Linked DNA regions of Homo sapiens: region 1 is linked to region 2. Evidence: read pairs that join two places in POLR2A ChIA-PET (ENCODE). Cell type or tissue: MCF 10A. All regions are shown on one strand. Each heading gives the region's core, and the rest is flanking DNA. Links, peaks and the distances in the headings are about the cores only.

Evidence for each region. ChIA-PET counts read pairs that join two places held together with the same protein. Peaks named below come from ENCODE experiments on the same cell type or tissue, not always from the same donor. Only the 100,000 strongest peaks of a DNase experiment are listed, where the experiment ranks them.
Region 1: POLR2A ChIA-PET joins it to region 2 with 13 read pairs; 2 of 35 experiments call an interaction of 5 or more read pairs at or near these places.

What each region holds. Positions count from the first base shown.
Region 1 is chr13:51,693,251-51,703,728 of GRCh38, forward strand. WDFY2 (WD repeat and FYVE domain containing 2) reads left to right here. Exons shown (of 12, transcript NM_052950.4): 4 at 10,346-10,400. Among named protein-coding and RNA genes, the nearest start is that of DHRS12, 110 kb to the right of the region's middle. In MCF 10A, for the core only: no CTCF peak of the experiment used is centred there; no DNase peak of the experiment used is centred there.
Region 2 is chr13:51,552,683-51,563,160 of GRCh38, forward strand. No RefSeq gene overlaps it. Among named protein-coding and RNA genes, the nearest start is that of MIR4703, 5.3 kb to the left of the region's middle. In MCF 10A, for the core only: no CTCF peak of the experiment used is centred there; a DNase peak (open chromatin) is centred at 5,429.

The DNA of each region.
Region 1 (10,478 bases), core at 760-8,759, 140 kb after region 2:
TCTAGTTCTTTTCATTGTGATGTTAGGGTGTCAATTTTGGATCTTTCCTGCTTTCTCTTGTGGGCATTTAGTGCTATAAATTTCCCTCTACACACTGCTTTGAATGTGTCCCAGAGATTCTGGTATGTTGTGTCTTTGTTCTCATTGGTTTCAAAGAACATCTTTATTTCTGCCTTCATTTCGTTATGTACCCAGTAGTCATTCAGGAGCAGGTTGTTCAGTTTCCATGTAGTTGAGCCGTTTTGAGTGAGTTTCTTAATCCTGAGTTCTAGTTTGATTGCACTGTGGTCTGAGAGACAGTTTGTTATAATTTCTGTTCTTTTACATTTGCTGAGGAGAGCTTTACTTCCACCTATGTGGTCAATTTTGGAATAGGTGTGGTGTGGTGCTGAAAAAAATGTATATTCTGTTGATTTGGGGTGGAGAGTTCTGTAGATGTCTATTAGGTCTGCTTGGTGCAGAGCTGAGTTCAATTCCTGGGTATCCTTGTTAACTTTCTGTCTCGTTGATCTGTCTAATGTTGACAGTGGGGTGTTCAAGTCTCCCATTATTATTGTGTGGGAGTCTAAGTCTCTTTATAGGTCACTCAGGACTTGCTTTATGAATCTGGGTACTCCTGTATTGGGTGCATATATATTTAGGATAGTTAGCTCTTCTTGTTGAATTGATCCCTTTACCATTATGTAATGGCCTTCTTTGTCTCTTTTGATCTTTGTTGGTTTAAAGTCTGTTTTATCAGAGACTAGGATTGCAACCCCTGCCTTTTTTTGTTTTCCATTTGCTTGATAGATCTTCCTCCATCCTTTTATTTTGAGCCTATGTGTGTCTCTGCACGTGAGATGGGTTTCCTGAATACAGCACACTGATGGGTCTTGACTCTTTATCCAATTTGCCAGTCTGTGTCTCTTAATTGGAGCATTTAGTCCATTTACATTTAAAGTTAATATTTTTATGTGTGAATTTGATCCTGTCATTATGATGTTAGCTGGTTATTTTGCCCGTTACTTGATGCAGTTTCTTCCTAGCCTTGATGGTCTTTACAATTTGGCATGATTTTTCAGTGGCTGGTACTGGTTGTTCCTTTCCATGTTTAGTGCTTCCTTCAGGAGCTCTTTTAGGGCAGGCCTGGTGGTGACAAAATCTCTCAGCATTTGCTTGTCTGTAAAGTATTTTATTTCTCCTTCACTTATGAAGTTTAGTTTGGCTGGATATGAAATTCTGGGTTGAAAATTCTTTTCTTTAAGAATGTTGAATATTGGCCCCCAGCCTCTTCTGGCTTATAGTTTCTGCCCAGAGATCCGCTGTTAGTCTGATGGGCTTCCCTTTGTGGGTAACCCGACCTTTCTCTCTGGCTGCCCTTAACATTTTTTCCTTCATTTCAACTTTGGTGAATGTGACAATTATGTGTCTTGGAGTTGCTCTTCTTGAGGAGTATCTTTGTGGCGTTCTCTGTATTTCCTGAGTCTGAATGTTGGCCTGCCTTGCTAGATTGGGGAAGTTCTCCTGGATAATATCCTGCAGAGTGTTTTCCAACTTGGTTCCATTTTCCCCGTCACTTTCAGGTACACCAATCAGACGTAGATTTGGTCTTTTCACATAGTCCCATATTTCTTGGAGGCTTTGTTCGTTTCTTTTTGTTCTTTTTTCTCTAAACTTCCCTTCTCACTTCATTTCATTCATTTGATCTTCCATCACTGATACCCTTTCTTCCAGTTGATCGCATCGGCTCCTGAGGCTTCTGCATTCTTCACGTAGTTCTCAAGCCTTGGCTTTCAGCTCCATCAGCTCCTTTAAGCACTTCTCTATATTGGTTATTCTAGTTATACATTCGTCTAAATTTTTTTCAAAGTTTTCAACTTCTTTGCCTTTGGCTTGAATTTCCTCCTGTAGCTTGGAGTAGTTTGATCGTCTGAAGCCTTCTTCTCTCAGCTCGTCAAAGGCATTCTCCGTCCAGCTTTGTTCCGTTGCTGGTGAGGAGCTGCGTTCCTTTGGAGGAGGAGAGGCGCTCTGCTTTTTAGAGTTTCCAGTTTTTCTGCTCTGTTTTTTCCCCATCTTTGTGGTTTTATCTACTTTTGGTCTTTGATGATGGTGATGTACAGATGGGTTTTTGGTGTGGATGTCCTTTCTGTTTGTTAGTTTTCCTTGTAACAGACAGGACCCTCAGCTGTATGTCTGTTGGAGTTTGCTAGAGGTCCACTCCAGACCCTGTTTGCCTGGGTACCAGCAGCGATGGCTGGAGAACAGCGGATTTTCATGAACCGGGAATGCTGCTGTCTGATCATTCCTCTGGATGTTTTGTCTCAGAGGAGTACCCAGCTGTGTGAGGTGTCAGTCTGCCCCTACTGGGGGGTGCCTCCCAGTTAGGCTGCTCGGGGGTCAGGGGTCAGGGACCCACCTGAGGAGGCAGTCTGCCTGTTCTCAGATCTCTAGCTGTGTGCTGGGAGAACCACTGCTCTCTTCAAAGCTGTCAGACAGGGACATTTAAGTCTGCAGAGGTTACTGCTGTCTTTTTGTTTGTCTGCCCCCAGAGGTGGAGCCTACAGAGGCAGGCAGGCCTCCTTGAGCTGTGGTGGGCTCCACCCAGTTGGAGCTTCCGGGCTGCTTTGTTTACCTAAGCAAGCCTGGACAATGGTGGGTGCCCCTCCCCCAGCCTTGCTGCCGCCTTGCAGTTTGATCTCAGACTGCTGTGCTAGCAATCAGCAAGACTGTGGGCGTAGGACCCTCCGAGCCAGGTGCGGGATATAATCTCCTGGTGGGCCGTTTTTAAAGCCCATCGGAAAAGTGCAGTATTGGGGTGGGAGTGACCCGATTTTCCAGGTGCTGTCTGTCACCCCTTTCTTTGACTGGGAAAGGGAACTCCCTGACCCCTTGCGCTTCCCGAGTGAGGCAATGCCTCGCCCTGCTTTGGCTAGTGCAGGGTGTGCTGCACCCACTATCCTGCACCCACTGTCTGGCACTCCCTAGTGAGATGAACCCAGTACCTCAGATGGAAATGCAGAAATCACCCATCTTCTGCATCGCTGACGCTGGGAGCTGTAGACCAGAGCTGTTCCTTTTTGGCCATCTTGGCTCCAGCCCCCAATCAAAATTGTAAATGTGATTTTTCTTTTTTGCTATTAAAAAGATTATTTATGTTCATCTAGCTACATTTTTCTTTAAGAAAAGAATTTAGGAGCACATAGCCTTTATATTAACATATAAGTTGTATCTACTATAATTAAATCATTTTGGTTCCGGCAAAGGAATAAAACAGGGTTGGAGAACCCCCAAACAGACTCAGTTCATTGAAAGCAAATAAAATGTGGTAAAGATGACCACAAGTCAGTGTGAATGGGAAAAGTTATTAAACAAATGGTGCTGGAGCAGTTGGTTTGCTTTTAAGAAAAAGATCGATTTTAATTCGCACCTCTTGTCTTATACCAAAATTAATTCCAGGAGCATGAAGCATCATTACATGTAAGTAAAGCCTTAAAAAAGAAAAAGAAAAACTAGAAGTCAGTTTACTGGACATTTATAAACAATCTATCAAGAAGAATGTTGTAAGCTTAAAAGAATGGAAGTCATAAACGAAAATATTATTTTATTTAACTACATAAAATGCAGAACTTCCCAGCATTAAGAGAATCTACTTAAATACAGTTTTTTAAAAGCAACAAATAGTTCCGTGGAATATGACAGAGAAAGGAAAATATCCTCAGTCCATGACAATCGTATGCAAATAGATAAGAAAAACAATAAAATCCTGTGGATAGAAAAGTCATGAAAGAGGAAATACTAAGGGCCAGTAAACATTTTAAGGTGTTAAAATGTTTTAATTCTATTTTTATCTAAGTTGTAGTAATTTTAGAATATACTTATCAGCTAGAATTAAATAAAGTAGGCACTCTAGAATACTAATGGAAAGGACATAAATTGGCACAAACTGTTTAGAAAAAATATTGGTAATATTCAGAGCTTTAGAAATATTTTTCCTTTATGTCAATAGTTTTGTTTCTAGAAAACCATCCAAAGAAAATAATCATAAATATACACAAAGATTATTCATAAGGATATTCCTGTTTTTATAATAATAAAACATTGGTGTCTTAGAAATGTAACAGACTGGATGCAGTGACTCACGCCTATAATCCCAGCACTTTCGGAAGGCTGAGGCAGGCAGATTGCTGGAGCTCAGGAGTTCAAGAGCAGCCTGGGTAACGTGGTAAAACGCCATCTCTACAAAAAATACAAAAATTAGCCATGTGTGGTGGCTTGTGCCTGTAGTCCCAGCTACTCAGGAGGCTGAGGTGGGATGATCATTTGAGCTTAGGAGGTTGAGGCTGCAGTGAGCTGTGTTCATGCCACTACACTCCAGCCTGGGTGACAAAGCAAGATCCTGCCTCAAAAAAAAAAAAAAAATGAAATGTAACAGTTAAAGACTAATTAGGTAAAATTCTTTATTGCCTTCCAATGGGATATTACGTAGCCATTAAAATTCACTGTTTCAAAAAATAGGTAGTGACATGAGAAATGCCCATCTAATAGTGTTAAGTTAAAAAGGAGAGCTACAAAACATCATCAGTAGTACTACTATTCCAATTGTATGTGTTTCTGTGTATACACGGGGAAAAGCTTAAGAAGCTGAATTCTAATTCTTCAATTATAATTGTTCAATATCTTCCAAAAGATTTAAAGAAAAGCTTCTTAATCCATTTTTTTAAATTAGCTCTCATAGAGTACTTATTATGTGACAGGCACTGCTTTAAAATGCTTTATAAATAATAACTCAGTCCTCATACAGTCTTATGAGGCTAGTACACAAAAGGAAAGTGAAGCACAGAGCTCTTGAGCAACTTGTCAAGATCATTTAACAAGTATGTGTTTTAGCTCGGATTTAAACTGGACAATTTGGTTCCAGTGCCCAAGCTCTTAAGCACCGTGCTTTGCTATCTTTAAACCAGAACCCAATGAAGATAGCACCAAAATGGAAAACTATAGACCAATAATAATCTTAAATGTATATGTAAAAATTCTTATTGAATATTAGCATATCAAATCCAGTAGTGTATCAAAGGAAGAATACATCAGGGCAAGTTTGAATTCTTTCAAGAAGTTAAGAATGGGTCAATATCAGAAAACTGTTTAACAATAATCAATTACTTTTATAAATTGAAGGATTTTAACAAATTTTGTTTAATAGATATCAAAAGCAAATTCCATTCAATTTAATTAAATTTGGCAGCTACTCTTAAAAATTCCAGATAAAACTAAAATAGCAGTGATTACCTAATCTTGGTCAGGGTTTAGGTAAGTCAACAACAAATACGGTGTTAAATGCTGCAATAGCATACTAATGCTATTAATACACGTGTATCCCAAAACCAAGAGCTATTTTCATTATGTGCGAGAAGTAATTCATTGAAAATTGAAATGGGGTTGGGAGAAATGCCATTTAAACTATTAAGGAAAAATTGTATATAAGTACTTGAGTATATTACAGTTAAAATATTATTCCTTCCCAAATTAAAACTTAAAAGATATAATGCAATTTTAACTCATAATGCCATGGTTGTTTGTTAAGTAAAAAAAATAAAACATTTCAGTACTACGAAAGATTTGATAAAATTCAAAGGCAGACTATTAGGAGAGAAAATACTGTCAATTCACATATTAAACAAAGGATAACTATCCCTAATAATCAAAGAATTTCTACAATTTAGTAAGACAGTTACAAATGCAATAGACAAAAAGAACCAAAGGATATGCCTGGACCACATCATATATACTGCCTCAGATTTTCTTGATTGTACTTGTTTCCTGGGCTCTCTTGGCACCTTGTTCCACCCTGAGGCCAAAGCCCAGAGGATCTGGTTCCCCTGCTACTTCTGAATTACATGAAGCACAGCTCTGCAAGGCCACAGATCTGACTTCCCCAGTGGCTGCAACAGGGCTAGGTGGTACAACTTTCTACACGGAGGGAGAAATTAGATTCATGTGGAGCTATGATTAAAATGCAAAGGGATATGGGAGACAGCTGGCAGATAAATTCCCTCTCCATCCCTTCCTTCAGTGGATTTTTCCAAAACCTGGTGTTTCACTTCTGTCTGTCCAGAGACTTCCTGAATGCTGGAGAAGCAGCTGGGCATCTTGTGAAACTCAGGCGAGCTTGGTAATGCATCACCGTCTTTCTCCGCTTTGCTTTGCTTTACCCTCACTGCTGCCGATATTGCACCTTCAAATAAAGCATTAGACTTACGCTTTGCTTCACGCTGTTTTTCAGAGAACCAGGCTACAGCAGAATTTGAACAGAAAATTCATAAAACAAGAAATGAATGAAAATAGCCAATAACCAAAAAGTTATCCAGCTCATAGTGTAATGAACATAAACCACAATGAGATACCCTCTTGTTTCACACATCAGTTTGGCAAAAATTGAAAAGATGAATAGTGTCCAATGCTGATAAGATGTGGGAAAATAAGCTGTCAAATGAAGATGGGGGTAGGTGAGAGAGTGCATGGCTGCATGCTTCCTGGAAAGTAATCTAGCGGTGTTTATTAAGACATTAAATGTACATAATATTTGAGCCAGCATATCTTCTACATAGACATTAGTTCATATGGATATACTTGCAAAGACCTTTCTCAAAGTATTGCTATAATTGTAAATTATAGCAGACAAATGGAATGTCCACTTAAAATGTGAAGTACTTGAATAAAGTTTGGCATATCCATTTTATGGAATATTATACAGCCATCAGAAAGAATAAGTTAGAACTACGTGCTTCTGGAAAATAGTGCTCTGCTGTATTTTGGGTGAAAACAGAAAGTTACAGAATAATATCTATAATGTGATCCTGTTTTTATACAACAAAAAAAGTATATATGTTCATATATGTTTGTATAAGGGTTTAAAAAAAAGACATGGAGGGATACGCCAGACCGTTAACATTGGTTGCCTCACAAGGGTGAGATTGAAGGTGAAGACAGTTGTTAGCTTTTTGCTTGTATATCCTATATTGTTTGATGTATTACAGTGAGCATTAAAAACTAAGTGATAGATGGGTGGACAGCTGAATGGAAAGAAGGAAGGATAGAAATAATAAAAAAAGAAGGAATAGAAACTATTTTATCCAAAATATTTCAAATGTGTATATCTTTGATCTAATTTCTTTTGAACTTTGGTTGGTCAATCCTAACAAAGTAATTGCAGCCAAACCTTTACATTTTAATTGTTCGTGAGTATTAACAGATAAAATCTTTTAAAAACTCAATTTGGCCATGTCTATCAAAATTTCAATGGTCATACTCTCTGATCCAACAATTCTTCTCGGACTTTTATTTTATAGAAATACTGCTGGAGACATATAAAGATATAATGCATTTAATGTAATATTTTCAGTAAGGAAAACTAGAAACAAAGATTCATCAATAAAGGAATATTAAAGTAATATTATGGTCAGGCGTGGTGGCTCATGCCTGTAATCCCAGCACTTTGGGAGGCTGAGACAGGCAGATCACCTGAGGTCGGGGGTTCAAGACCAGCCTGACCAACATGGGGAAACCCTGTCTCTACTAAAAATACAATAAATTAGCCAGGCGTGGTGGCGCATGCCTGTAATCCCAACTACTCGGGAGGCTGAGGTAGGAGAATCGCTTGAACCCAGGAGGCGGAGGTTGCGGTGGGCCAAGATCGCACCATTGCACTCCAGCCTGGGCAACAAGAGCGAAGCTCTGTCTCAAAAAAAAGAATGTTATACTACATCCTATACAGTCATCAAAAAGAATGAAGTTGATGAGTATGTACTCATGTGGAATTGCATGCATGAACTGTGAAAAGAAAACAGCATTGCCAAGTAGTTTTAATGTTTTGTTTTATTATACATTATTACAACTGTACGTTCCATAATACTTATCTTTGAGAAATGGTATCACAAGGGATTTTTAGTGTTTATTTTTCTTACATTTCTTAGAGTAGTATATTGTGTTTCTATGATCAAAAAAGTAATAACAAGGCTGGGTGTGGTGGCTCACGCCTGTAATCCCAGCACTTTGGGAACCCGAGGCAGGCGGATCACGAGGTCAGGAGTTCCAGACCAGCCTGACCAACATGGTGAAACCCTGTTTCCACTAAAAATACAAAAATTAGCCAGGCATGGTGGCATGTACCTGTAGTCTCAGCTACTCAGGAGGCTGAGGCAGGAGAATCACTTGAACCCAGGAGGTGGAGGTTGCAGTGAGCCAAGATCACGCCACTGCACTCCAGCCTGGGTGACAGAGCAAGATTCCATCTCAAAAAAAAAAAAAAAAAAAGTAATAACAAAAGCTGACAAAATCTAAATTTTCTCCATAATTATATGTTTTTATTATCATAGGAAAAATAAATGACCAAGAAATTAGGTTTACCAATGCAGTGAACTGGTAATTTTATTTTTAATGTATATATTAAATCCTAAATGCAAACCTCTATTACGTTGTGTTATTTTATACCTTACATTGTTTTGAAAGGAATTGAGGTATCTTTTGACCAGGTCAGAGAACCATTTCAGTATATTCAAAATAATATGAACAATATGAACTCAGAAAACACTTGGCCAGATAACAATTGTCTTCAATAAATTTATTTGTGTATGTGTCACGATATTTGGGACCCTGTAAAGTTGGGGGTCAGGGTCAAGGTCCTGTTGCCTGTGATTAAAAGTTGCTAGTGAATTGTTGCTTAGGCACCTCCCAGGTTTCCTTACCCACACTATAAGCACTTTATAGGCCAGCTACTTTACTTCTTTAAAAATTAGTCTGCTCTGGCCAGGTGCGGTGGTGCACACCTGTAATCCCAGCACTTTGGGAGGCCGAGGTGGGCGGATCACCTGAGGTCAGGAGTTCAAGACCAGCCTGGCCAACATGGTGGAACCCCATGTCTACTAAAAATACCAAAATTAGCTGCACATGGTGGCATGCACCTATAATCCCAGCTACTAGGGAGGCTGAGGCAGGAGAATTACTTGAACCTGGGAGGCAGAGGTTGCAGTGAGCCAGGATCGCGCCACTGCACTCCAACCAGGCAACAGAGCAAGACTCTGTCAAAAAAAAAAAAGAAAAAAAATTAGTCTGCTGTGTCCAATTGTAGGTCTAACTCTTCCAAAACAAGAAGTGGATGTAGTGCCACTCCTTGAAGAAATAATGATATGAATTTTTAAAGTGACAAGTTGAATAATGTTATTACTGAGAAAATCATGGTGAAGAAAATTCATTTGTAGATAAGCTTCTTAAAGGGGGCTGGAATGGAAAAATGAATAAGCAAAGGAACTTTATTGCTTTGTATATTCTCTCACATCATCTCCTACTTTACCTTTGTGATGTTTATCACAATAAAATAATATTTCCTTCTAAAAAATTACACAAACTGCTAAACTCAGGAAGACCCGGATAGCAAGTAAGGCATTTAGGTGTCTGTCTTCCCATCCCCCTTTTTTTAAGTTATCAAAGAAAAATCCTGTATGCTTCCAAATATTTTGAAAAGATTAATTGCGTTGTTTCTAAACTCAGATGAAGGCATCAATTTATTATACTTTGCAGCTTTCCTTATGTTTTATAATATACTCTTAAAGAATACCTGGATATTTTGCTTTTGAATGAAGTCTAAGGACTCAAAACCTGGCTGGATCTCATAAACAATCAGCTTCTACATACAGGTCACTGTATACGCAGATGCATGGGTGAAACAACAGACACTTATGTGTCCCCACCAAGGGTATATATAATGCGCGATACAGAAACTGATTTTTTCAGTAAATTTGACATTCAGACTAATCTCATTACATTGAGAAGTGCTTTTGTGTGACCATTATTAATTACCTACTGTGCCAAGGTACTGTGCCCGGTGTCCTGGGGATACAGGGATGAGTAAGATGCAACCTTCAGATGCTTATAGTAAGTAAGGGGAAATAAATTACTAATCTTAGAAAAATAATCTTTAAAATATCTAATTTATTTCTTTAGCAGAAATGCTATCCATTTCCTTACTGGTTAGAGCCTTGCAAATTTTTAGCTGTGGCACCCTTGAAAGAAAAATATTTTGAATTAGGTTTATCTTCAGAATCGACCGGTATCAAGATGCTGAACTGATCTGGTTTTCTTCTTGTGCATACACAAAAAGTCAACACTTATAAGGTAAAATTATGATAACTGCATTGGATCATAATTTTGATTGTTACTTTTAAAAGGGTACAAAAATTCTGAGTTGATGGGCAAAATACTAATGTTGGATGTAATCGTCATGACAATTCGCTTTATTCAGTCTGGTTTTACCAAATATAGTCATTCACTTAAAGAATTTATTTTTGTTTAATAGTTTTCTTTTCTTTTACAGGAGTTTATATTGTCAGAAGATTATAACAAGATGACTCCTGTGAAAAACTATCAAGGTAGGGAGTGAGAGGAGTACCTTCATTACCCAGATTCTAAAATACTTCTTGGTGGTTTTCACTGCCACAAGAGAATAC
Region 2 (10,478 bases), core at 1,676-9,675:
CTAGATACCTACCTAACAAAAAAGTTGCTCCTAGAAGGAAGGAAGCAAAGCTAATGTTTAGTGGATATGACTGAGTGGCTTTTATAAGCAGTCATTTGATAAATAAACGTTTCTAGGTTATGATGACTTTTAGTCTCCTATACTGCTTCAGACTTCAGGGACTCAGATAATGAATGCTGAGATAATGTGGATGTTTTATCATTCTGTAGCATGGTGATCAGGGATTCCAGAAACATAAAGGTAAAGTTCTAACCTTATAAAGAAACGACATGGTCAGTGAAAGAGCACTGGGCTGGAAATTACAAGTCCCAGGTCCCAATGCAGAATCTGCCACTAAGTAAGCTGTGAGGGCTTAGGCAAGCCATTTCACTTTTCTCTGGCTCATTTTATTTGCATGAAAAGAAAGAAAAAGGAATTCATTGTGATTCTGAACCTTTTCACTCCCCAAGGATCCCCTTTATTCCTCCCCCCATTTTCATATGTTGAGAAATTGTGTCTACTAAAATATATTCATTAGTAGTTTGTTCATGTTCTCATGTTCATTGTTTATTATTAATATAGTCATGTTCATTGTTAATTTATCAAAAATATATATATATAATTTCCAATTCAGCTTAGCATTACAAAATTGATTGACATTGATTGAGTTGATGTAATACCCTCCAAAGCAAAGAAACCAGATTAATTTGTCTGGGTGGTTAATCTTAATTCCTAAGAGTTAAGAGGCTGCAGGTTGGGACTGTCTGCATCCAGTTGACTATAAGTTTTTTGTTTTGTTTTGTTTTTACAAGTCTGAGAGTCAATGCTATTTATATTTGTATTTCTATTCAGTCCAGTGCTTGGACAAATGGTACCTCAGAGGGTCCTGTGGGTTCAGCAAAGCAGCTCAGGAGCAGAAATGGGGGTGGGAAAAGAGGAGTCTTAGGGCCCCAAAACCTATTTCATCTACAGCAGCCTCACTTTTTTCTGCTTTAAATGCTAGATTCTGCTTAAGATTTTCTTTTTCTTTTCCTTTTTTTTTGAGACAGAGTCTTGCTCAATTGCCTAGGCTGGAGTGCAGTGATGCTATCTTGGCTCACTACAACTTCCCCTTCTTGGGTTCAAGTGATTCTCCTGCCTCAGTCTCCCGATTAGCTGGGATTACAGATGTGTGCCACCACCCCCAGCTGATTTTTGTATTTTTAATAGAGACAGGTTTTCACAATGTTAGCCAGGCTGATCTCGAACTCCTGGCCTCAAGTGATGTGCCTGCCTCAGCCTCCCAGAGTGCTGGGATTACAGGCGTGAGCCACCACACCTGGCCTTAAGATTTGCTTTGAAGAAAGCGTTTAAACCATAAAAATAATTTGAAAAATATGACTTAATCAAACTCAATTATATAGATGAGAATAATGAGGCATAGAAAAATTAAATGAAACTGGCCCAAGGTTATAGAGCTAATTAATGGCAAAATACTCATTCAGTCAATCAACAAATATTTATTGAACACTGTAGAAATAAAAATTGTAAAGCTAAAGCTTTGATTTGTTCTTAGTTTAAAAACAATCTGTGAGTCACTGTATTGGATTAGAAGCATTAGGATGAAAGAATCTTGTTTTCATAAATTGGTGGAGAACTGACATTATCGTGTATGTTACTATTGTTCAATAAGACAAGGAAGAGAGGGCAGGGGCATATTAGCATTCAGGTGACCACAGGAGGTTGGGGACAGGTCAGGTTTGGTAAAGGGCTTGTTTCAATTTAAATCTATGGTGGCTCAGGCTCTGATTGTCATACTAGTGCTCTCATTAATGTGCACAGGGAAGGAGCCAAGAACCCCACTTGACCCAAGATTAACATTAAGGTTTTGTTTCATTTCCCAGATTAAATATGTGATTAGCACCAAACCTGGAAAAACCCGTGGCTATAGGATATGTGTAATTTAATCTATAAAATGTATTTGTAAAAGCCAATTCATTGTACATGTTCAACTTAATAAGTTCACTGGCATTATGATAACTTATCCATGACTGGGTATTGCATATGCTCTCCAGTTAGTCCAAAAGTTATAGCCCTTCTGATTCTAACTTTCTCTTTACAAACTATTTGCAATAAAGCTCATCTTTAGCAGATTCAAATCCAAATATAACACAAAGCTTTGTTCTTGGCCAGCACCAGTCAAGAGCCAGCCCTTCTAGGCATGGAGGATACAGCAATGAACATGTTGGGAGAGTTTGCTGTTTCTATGAACTAGCCTTGGGTCTCTTGCTTTCTGGTCCAATTCTGTTTCCAACACAGCATGCAAGGTTGAAGACGCATTCTACTCTTCTGCAAATACTTGTCGTTACAGCTTATGCTTATATCTTCACATTATTTATTCATTTATTCAACAAATATTTGTTGAATAGCTTCTATTACCAGACTATACTAAGTGCTGGGCATCTTGATATGAATTAGCTCTCAAGGTGCTCACAGACTTATGAGAATATAGACTCGTACACAAATTTTAAACCAGCATAGTGAGTACAACAGTGGGAGGAGAACAAGGTTCAGTCATAATACACAGCAGCAACTGATTAACTCCCTCTGGCATGATATCCACACTTGAATTTGAAGGATTACTAGAGGTTTCCTGGGCAAACCAATGATAGTGGGAGTGGGAATGGCATATGGAAAGCTACACAGGCAAGAGAGAACATGGCTCATTCTGAGAACCACACCCTGGTTTGAAGGAATATACAGTACAAGGTGGCAGGCAATTGATGGGAGGCAGGCAATTGATGGAATTTCAATCTAATGGCCTCTGTTTTCTCTGTGAGATGAGAGTGACAGGATGTTTTGAAATGTAGGCAAAAGCTGGGTAGGAAACTTGGAGGGAGGTTTAAAAGGACTGCTGAATTGTTTGTAAAACAGAAAGGATTGGGAAAAACCTAAAGGCCTATCAAAAGGGAACTGGCTTAACAGATTACAGTCCACCCATGCAATGGAATACCACACAGCCAGGAAAAAAGATATGTATTGATATATATTGATATGGGAAGATCTGTAAGACATAAATTTTTTAGTGAAAAAAGAAAGTGCAGAACTATGTGTTCCTTTATGTTTTATGTAAAAGAAAAAAAATTTCCTAATATGCATAAAATGTCTCTGGAAGAATGCAGCAGTAAGTCACAGTGTTGTTGCCCATGGGTAGAGAATCTGGATGGCCAGGAGAGAATGGTTGAGAGAGTTGACGTTGTACACTTCTGAATTTTTTAATCATAGGACTGTATTATTTATTCAAAATGAATGAAAAAAATATCTAAAATCCATTTGGTAAAATAAAAAAGAATAATTTCTGAGGTCAATGGAAAATAAAATTACTAAATTTTGTCCTAATGGCTATGTTCCTCTAGAACCTTGTGCTTAAGGCTAACTTGGGAAAATATGAAGGAAATATTTCTTTTCATTAGGAGTTTCTGTTTGGGAAAGGTGACTTGGTTGAGTCATGGGGATGAGAGCTGGAGAGAGATTTACAGAGAAACCTAACCAAGGTTGCTGACTTGGCCCCTCATAGCAGCCTCCCCAGCCAGGGTCTCTTCAGCATCCTAGCAAAGCTGCTTTGGTTACATCAAAGCGGCACCTTAAAAAGGATTTAAAATACTTTACTGCACCTATTGGTGCAAAATCCTGTTGGTACTGAGTTAAAACCAAACTCTGCCCTTTAGGAGCTGGGTAGTGGAATGGACACTAATTATTGCTTGACACATTAACAAATAAAAACCAAGACTGACTTTTGTGTGTGAATTGTTGAATCAGATTCATTATCTTATAGTCATACCCTTTTATCTCTAACTAAATACAGAAATAAATATTCTGGGTGTTTGACAAGGAGCCTGTGAAGTATTGTCTCTGTGCCAGGTGATGTTAGGCATTGGCAACACAAGGACGACTAAACCATTGTCCTTAGTGTCTGGGACCGTATAAAGAAAGATACAAAGAGAAAATTAGAATAAAATGTGACCTCTCAGAGAGGCGTGAAGAGAATTCTGTGGGAACCCCGAAGAGGGAGGGAGTAGCTCTACTTGGAAGGAGTGAGGAAGGGCTTCATTGAGGAGAAAATATGTAAACCGAGTCTTAAATGGGGAGTCGAAGTTGAGGGAGGATGATTGGGACATTCCAAGCAAAGAGAATCCAGTGTGCTAAAACAACACAGCTCAAAATAACACAGTGTGTTCACGGGACACCGTGCAGCTGGCTCTGACTCCAGCATCAGGTGCCTTTCAGGGAGTGGTAAGAACTGAGGCTGGACAGGCAGGTTGGGACAGGGTTATGAAGTACCTCAAGGGCCTGGCTAACAAGTTTAGGCTTTGTCATGTCGGCAAATCACTATGTTCTCAATCAATGCGCTGAGAGATGGATTCCTTTGCCATTGCTCTCTAGCCTCTTTTCAAGCAGGCGTCCTTCTGTCAGCTTCCATATTCTTGTTAAAGGCAGAACCATAATACGGAAGGCAGGTTTGCGGACTTGGTGTTACCTTTTCCATTCTTCTTTTGTATTCTTCTTTCACATCTAATTAGTTCTCAGAGTCTGTGACTCTTCTGTCACAAGCTCTTTCTTTTTTCTTAGCTCCACCATTTAGTAACCATGGCAGGTACAGGGCTAAGCGCTTTATATGAGCCATCTTATTCAATCCCCAAAGCAACACAGTGAGGTTGTATTCCAGTCAAGGTTCTTGGTGGCAAGCAGCAGGTAACTCAAGCAGAAAAGGAACTTACTGGAAGTATATCAGGCAACCCACAGCATACATAGGAAGGTGAAGCACTGGGAGCCAAGGGAAGAAGTGGAGCACAGAGTTAAGGTTCTACCTCTGCAACAATTTCCCAGGACATGTTCTGCCATGCGTCTGAACTCTCATGCCAACCACAGCAGCCTTGAAAATCTCAAACTGACCACAGTGCCTTTGCATCACTACCCCTAAGTACAGAGAGATGTGTGTGCACTAACTGGCCCTGCTCAGAGCATGTGTCTATGCCCTAGCTGCCAGAGGGAGGCAGAGAAAGTTTCCCCTTTGTGGCTTCCCACTTACATTGAAATTCACTCAAGTCAGGAAGAATTTTCAGATACCGGACAGCAAAAATGACAAACTTCTACTATCGTACTATTATTTCCTGCATTTTGTGGATGATGGGATAGACTTAGAGCAGGTAGGTTGGTTACCCAATTACCCAAGTAACACAGTTAGTCAGTAGTCGAGCCAGGATTGAAGCCCAAGTCAGTTTATCTGAAAAGCCCACACTGTTATGCAATCAGCTGCATTGCCTGCTCTAAACCATTCCAGCTTTATTTCACAGCCCACACACGAGTCCAGGCTCCCCGCACCTCGTTTGCATTACTGCCTCCTCCCTGGTCTTCCTGCTTTGTGTTCCCTCATCTCAGTTCGTCCTCTACTCAATTGCTAAGATAATATTTTTCGAGTACTAACTACATTGTGTCAGCCTCTTGTTCAAAAAACTTGTGACTCACCCCTTCAAGAGCCTGCCCTGACTAATATCATTCCACACTGATCACTCCCTCCGTAATCAGTCAAATAATGCTGCTGTGCCATCACAAATGTATAATTCATACTATACTATCTTGTACTTATTAATAGTCTCTAGTCATTACATTTATATGTGACTTCGCTGAGGGCATGGAACCTGTCTTCTGCTGCCTTTGTGACTTTAACGACAGATACTAGCATCTAACACAGTGTGTGTCTTCTCATCTTGTAATCCCAGGACCTTCCAGAATATGTGCATTATGCTCATCAGTGTTATTCTTTGCTGAGCACTTCTCATTTGCTAATTCATTATTAGCTTCCCTGAAGTTGCCCAATTGCTTTCTATGTTTCTTTGCCACATGTACTGTGCCCTACCAAGAATAAGCATATTTAAAAATTATTGCTAATGATGATAGTTTTATTTCGTCTTTTGTAAATGTTTAACTGTATGATAGTGTAAGTTGAGGAACGGTTAAAGTGGTATGTTTTTCTCAGAACTGTGAGGGGAAAGGAAATAGTATTTGGGCATCCTTGCTCCCTTCCTTCTGATTAGGAATGATAAAGGGATCCTAAGCATGGAGCGTAACATGCAATTAGGTCATCTGGCTGGCCGGGTTACCAGCTTGAGGTTCCTATTGAGAAGCTTCTTGCCTGGTTCCTACCTTCAAAGGGCAGAGGTCATCTTTAGCAACTAGTAATGCCCTGCACCCTCAAAGACTTTTAGATTCCTCCAAATCCAGACCAAGAGAGCCAAGACCAGAGACAGAGACACAAGCCACTTCACCTTCCATCTGCCTGTGCCCCTGTCTCCAGATACTTCTTCTGAGGACCTGTCTCTTTTTCGGGTTTATGATGTCAGATAAGGTCACACCTACACACAAAGCACACAACTTGGTGATCAATATTTAAATTATGAGTCAGAATTCAGAAAACCCGAATTTATCCAAAGGATATTCACATGTGCTCTGGGCATTTCATAGGTGCCAAAAGTAAAGAGAAATAAGAGTTTCTGCCCTCAAGGAGTTAAGCTTCTATCTGGGAAGACAAATCCATTAAACAAATAATTGATGAACAATGGGAAAAAACAACAAATTAATTCTGTACTGGGTATAAGAATGGCACATGGAAGGGTGTGATCTATTGTATTTGGATGAGATCCCAAAACGCTTTACAGAGGATGAGATGCTTGAGCTGGGGTTGAGGGAAGAATAAGAGTTATCTAGACAGTGGGGAAGAGCATTCCAGGAAGAGGGCAGGGACATGTACTGCAGAATAAAATAATTAGGCTGGGCGCAGTGGCTCACGCCTGTAATCCCAGCACTTTGGGAGGCAGAGGCGGGTGGATCATGAGGTCAGGAGATCAAGACCATTCTGGCCAACATGGTGAAACCCCGTCTCTACTAAGAATACAGAAATTAGCTGGGCATGGTGGCGCACACCTGTAGTCCCAGCTACTCGGGAGGCTGAGGCAGGGAATTGCTTGAACCCAGGAGGCAGAGGTTGCACAAAGCCAAGATCGTGCCACCGTCCTCCAGCCTGGCAACAGACTCTGTCTCAAAATAAATAAATAAATAAATACATAAAATAAAAATAAAAATAAAAATAATTGTAAGTAGTTTGGATTCTGAAGATGTTTATCCAGCATCCATTCTTTCCTTCCCTCAAAATTTCCCAGCCATGGAATTGAGGCTGCAATTATATAATTGATCTCATGCCCAGCTCCAGGGATGGGCCTTGATTGTCCTTAGCCAGTCCACATAATCCACTTCCTTGCCACAGTTGGTTCTCAGACAGACATGTCCTCCAGGCCTAAGCAAATTCACCCTGGTATTGCTCAGGCATATTAGTGTAGGGCTGGATATGTGTAACCAGAAAGAAGCCCAGAACTTTGGTTTGATAGTTGGGGGAAGAGATGCACTCACAGTTATTGGACATAGAAGAGGAAGAGGAAGCACATAAACGTGAGCTGTGAGCTGTGGGTTTCTATTTTCTTACCCTATGAGAAGCCAACCAGAAGACAAGGGAATTGCAGAGAAATGGAGCCAATGACCTAATCAAACTCTGATTAAGTGGTTGCTGGTCTCCCCTTCATTGTTTAAAAGATCAGATGAATGACTTGCAACTAAAATCACTGAATTTAGGGCTTGGTGGAGTAGAAGGTAGGAAATGAGATTGTAGAAGGAGGCATGCTTGGGCCAGATGATAACTGTAGGCTCCATTCTAGAGACATGGTAAGCTCTCAAAGCTTTTAGGCCATGGTAGGGAGTAACATGATTTGATGTCAGTTTTAGGAAGATTATTCCAGCAGCAATAAGAAGGGTGACTTGGAGGGAGCAAGTCTGGGGACAGCAAGACTACTGTGAAAACAAAGCCACATTTCCACTTCCTTCATCATGTCACTCAAGGTGCTAGTTATAGTTCCTTTTTACCAACCTCAAAAGGGAACCATCTTTTAAAAACTACTTAATTCATGGACAAATGTTATAGGATATAAGTTCTTTAGAATCTTATGCCCTGGAAGGAAAGATGCATGTTTTAGAAGCCCATGGAATTTTTCCAGAATTTAATGTAGGAGATCAAAGTTTGGGTTATACTAATTGGGCTATCAATTATATCTTGGTCTCTTTCTGTTTCTGCTTAGGACTTCCAGTTTATTCTATACTGCATCCGAGCTCTTTTTATTTATTTGTGGATGCCGTCTTTTTTTCTCATTGTTTTAGAGTTTTTTGTTTGTTGGTTTTAGCCCTTTTTCCCTAGAGACAGAATGGCAGTTGGAGGGAAAGAATAACATTAGGTCCTTTGGCACAAAAGCCCTTTTCCCTAGGTGTGTGCTGCTCTTGAGGGAAATTAATCTGATCCCAACCAATTTAACTCAAGGGAAGGCATCTTTGATAACAAACATTTGCCCTGATCTCTTTGGCTTCCAGTATTAACTGCCGAGTAAATTCTATTGGATAGGAGAAATATGGGTATGTGACTCTTCTCTGCTCCATTTCACTGGAAACTGCTGTGCAAAGCTAGTAAGAGTCAATCAGTCTTTCTACTGACTTGTCATTACTGAGCTCCCTTTTCGTGCCTTGCACAGTGCTTGATTCTTGGGGCAGTACAACAGGAGAGGAAAGGTGAGTCTTTTCTTAGAAAGGGCTTACAAGATGGAGTGTGAGTTTGGGAAATGCTTTTCCTAAAACCATGTCTGTGAGACCTAAGCATACACAACAACAGCTGGTTCATCTATAGAATGGTTATACTGTGTTAACCCTTGATGCTTATAAAAAGTTTTTTAACGTGTCATCAGATATATCCAAGGAATTTCAGATGTCATTCTGCCAGGACTCCTCCAGTGACCACATTAGAATTTTGGTCATTAACCATTGACCTTTAATCACAGTCCTTGAGGATAAAGATGATCTCATTCTTTGTTAACAGAATCATTTATCTTCCTCATGTGTATAATTTTAGGGGTATATTAAACCAAAAGCAGGCACTAGATGGAAACTATGTTATCCCCAAAAGTTCTAGAAAGATACAAATTGTCCATTCCTTTGTAAAGCAACTTTAGTTATACATGAGAGTTTGGGACAGACTCTTCCAAATGAGTAAATCATTTTGCCTAAATGGCAATATATCTCATATCTCATTGTGCCCCCCATTTTGCTATTTCATATGGCAATCTTCATTCTCCATAGATCTCATTTAATTCCTTTACACATTCTGTTAAACATTATTTGATGCAGAAGACTCATAGCAGATCTGACCACACAGTTATGCTCTAGAACTTTGACACAAACATGGCCTTTAATTTTAAAGCAAATGCTTGTCATGCTAACTCCTCTTTTCTACTTGCTCATTGTGCCCTAGAGCCAGTGGCCCTCTAATGATAAACTCAGCATGTGAGCCACGTTGAGCTCTGCCCTTGACTGTACAAGAGAGTTAATTATATCGAGCACCCAGCTCACTCCCTGGCACGAGGCAGGCTCTGAACAAATATTTTCTGGAAGAATGAATGATTTCAGACCCTCGAATGACAAACTGAGGAAGAGCTGAGGTTTTCATTCGTGGTTTCAGTTAATATTTTTTGAGAGAAACCTTGTTCTAAGAATAGCAGACCCAATTCCTCTTAACCAGATGCACTTGGGATTCCCCTGCTCTCGGTCTCCTAAGGAACAGACCTCACCAGCCACAGTCCTTGTCTCTGACTTTAGCCCAGTTCAGGACTAGTGTATGGGTGGGTCTGTGGTGGCATGGAAGTTATTAGTAAAGAGAAAGCAAAGAAGGAACAGAAACATAAGCTCCCTTCCTTCCGTCTTTTTGTCACTATTTTACTCTATCACCACTTCCCTAGATTGGTTCCCACTCCCACTTCATCCTACCTTACTCTCCTCGTTCCTCTGCAGAAAATTCCAGGAGAGCAGGTTTTCCTCTGAAATTTAGATAAACCTCTCATTCACTGCTGGTGGGAATGCACAATGGTACAGCCACTTTGGACGCAGTTTGGCAGTTCCTTATAAAACTAAACATACTCTTACCTATGGTCCAGCAATCACACTCCTTGGTATTTACCCAAATGAGTAGAAAACATACGTCCACCACACAAAGACCTGTATACAGATGTTTAGAGTGGCTTGATTCATAGATGCCAAAATTTGGAAGCAACCAAGATGTCCTTCAATAGATGAATGGATAAATAAACTATGGTACGTCCAGGCGATGGAATATTATTCAGTGCTAAAAATAAATGAGCCATCAAGCCATGAAAAACATGGAGGAAGCTTAAATCCATATTACTAAGTGAAAGAAGCAAATCTGAAAAGGCTCTATATGGTGTGATTTCAACTGTATGGAATTCTGGAAGAGGCAAAACTATGGAGACAATTAAAAAAAAAATCTGACTGGGCATGGTGGCTCACACCTGTAATCCCAACACTTTGGGAGGCCAAGACAGGAGGATTGCTTGAGCCCAAAAATTCGAAACCAACCT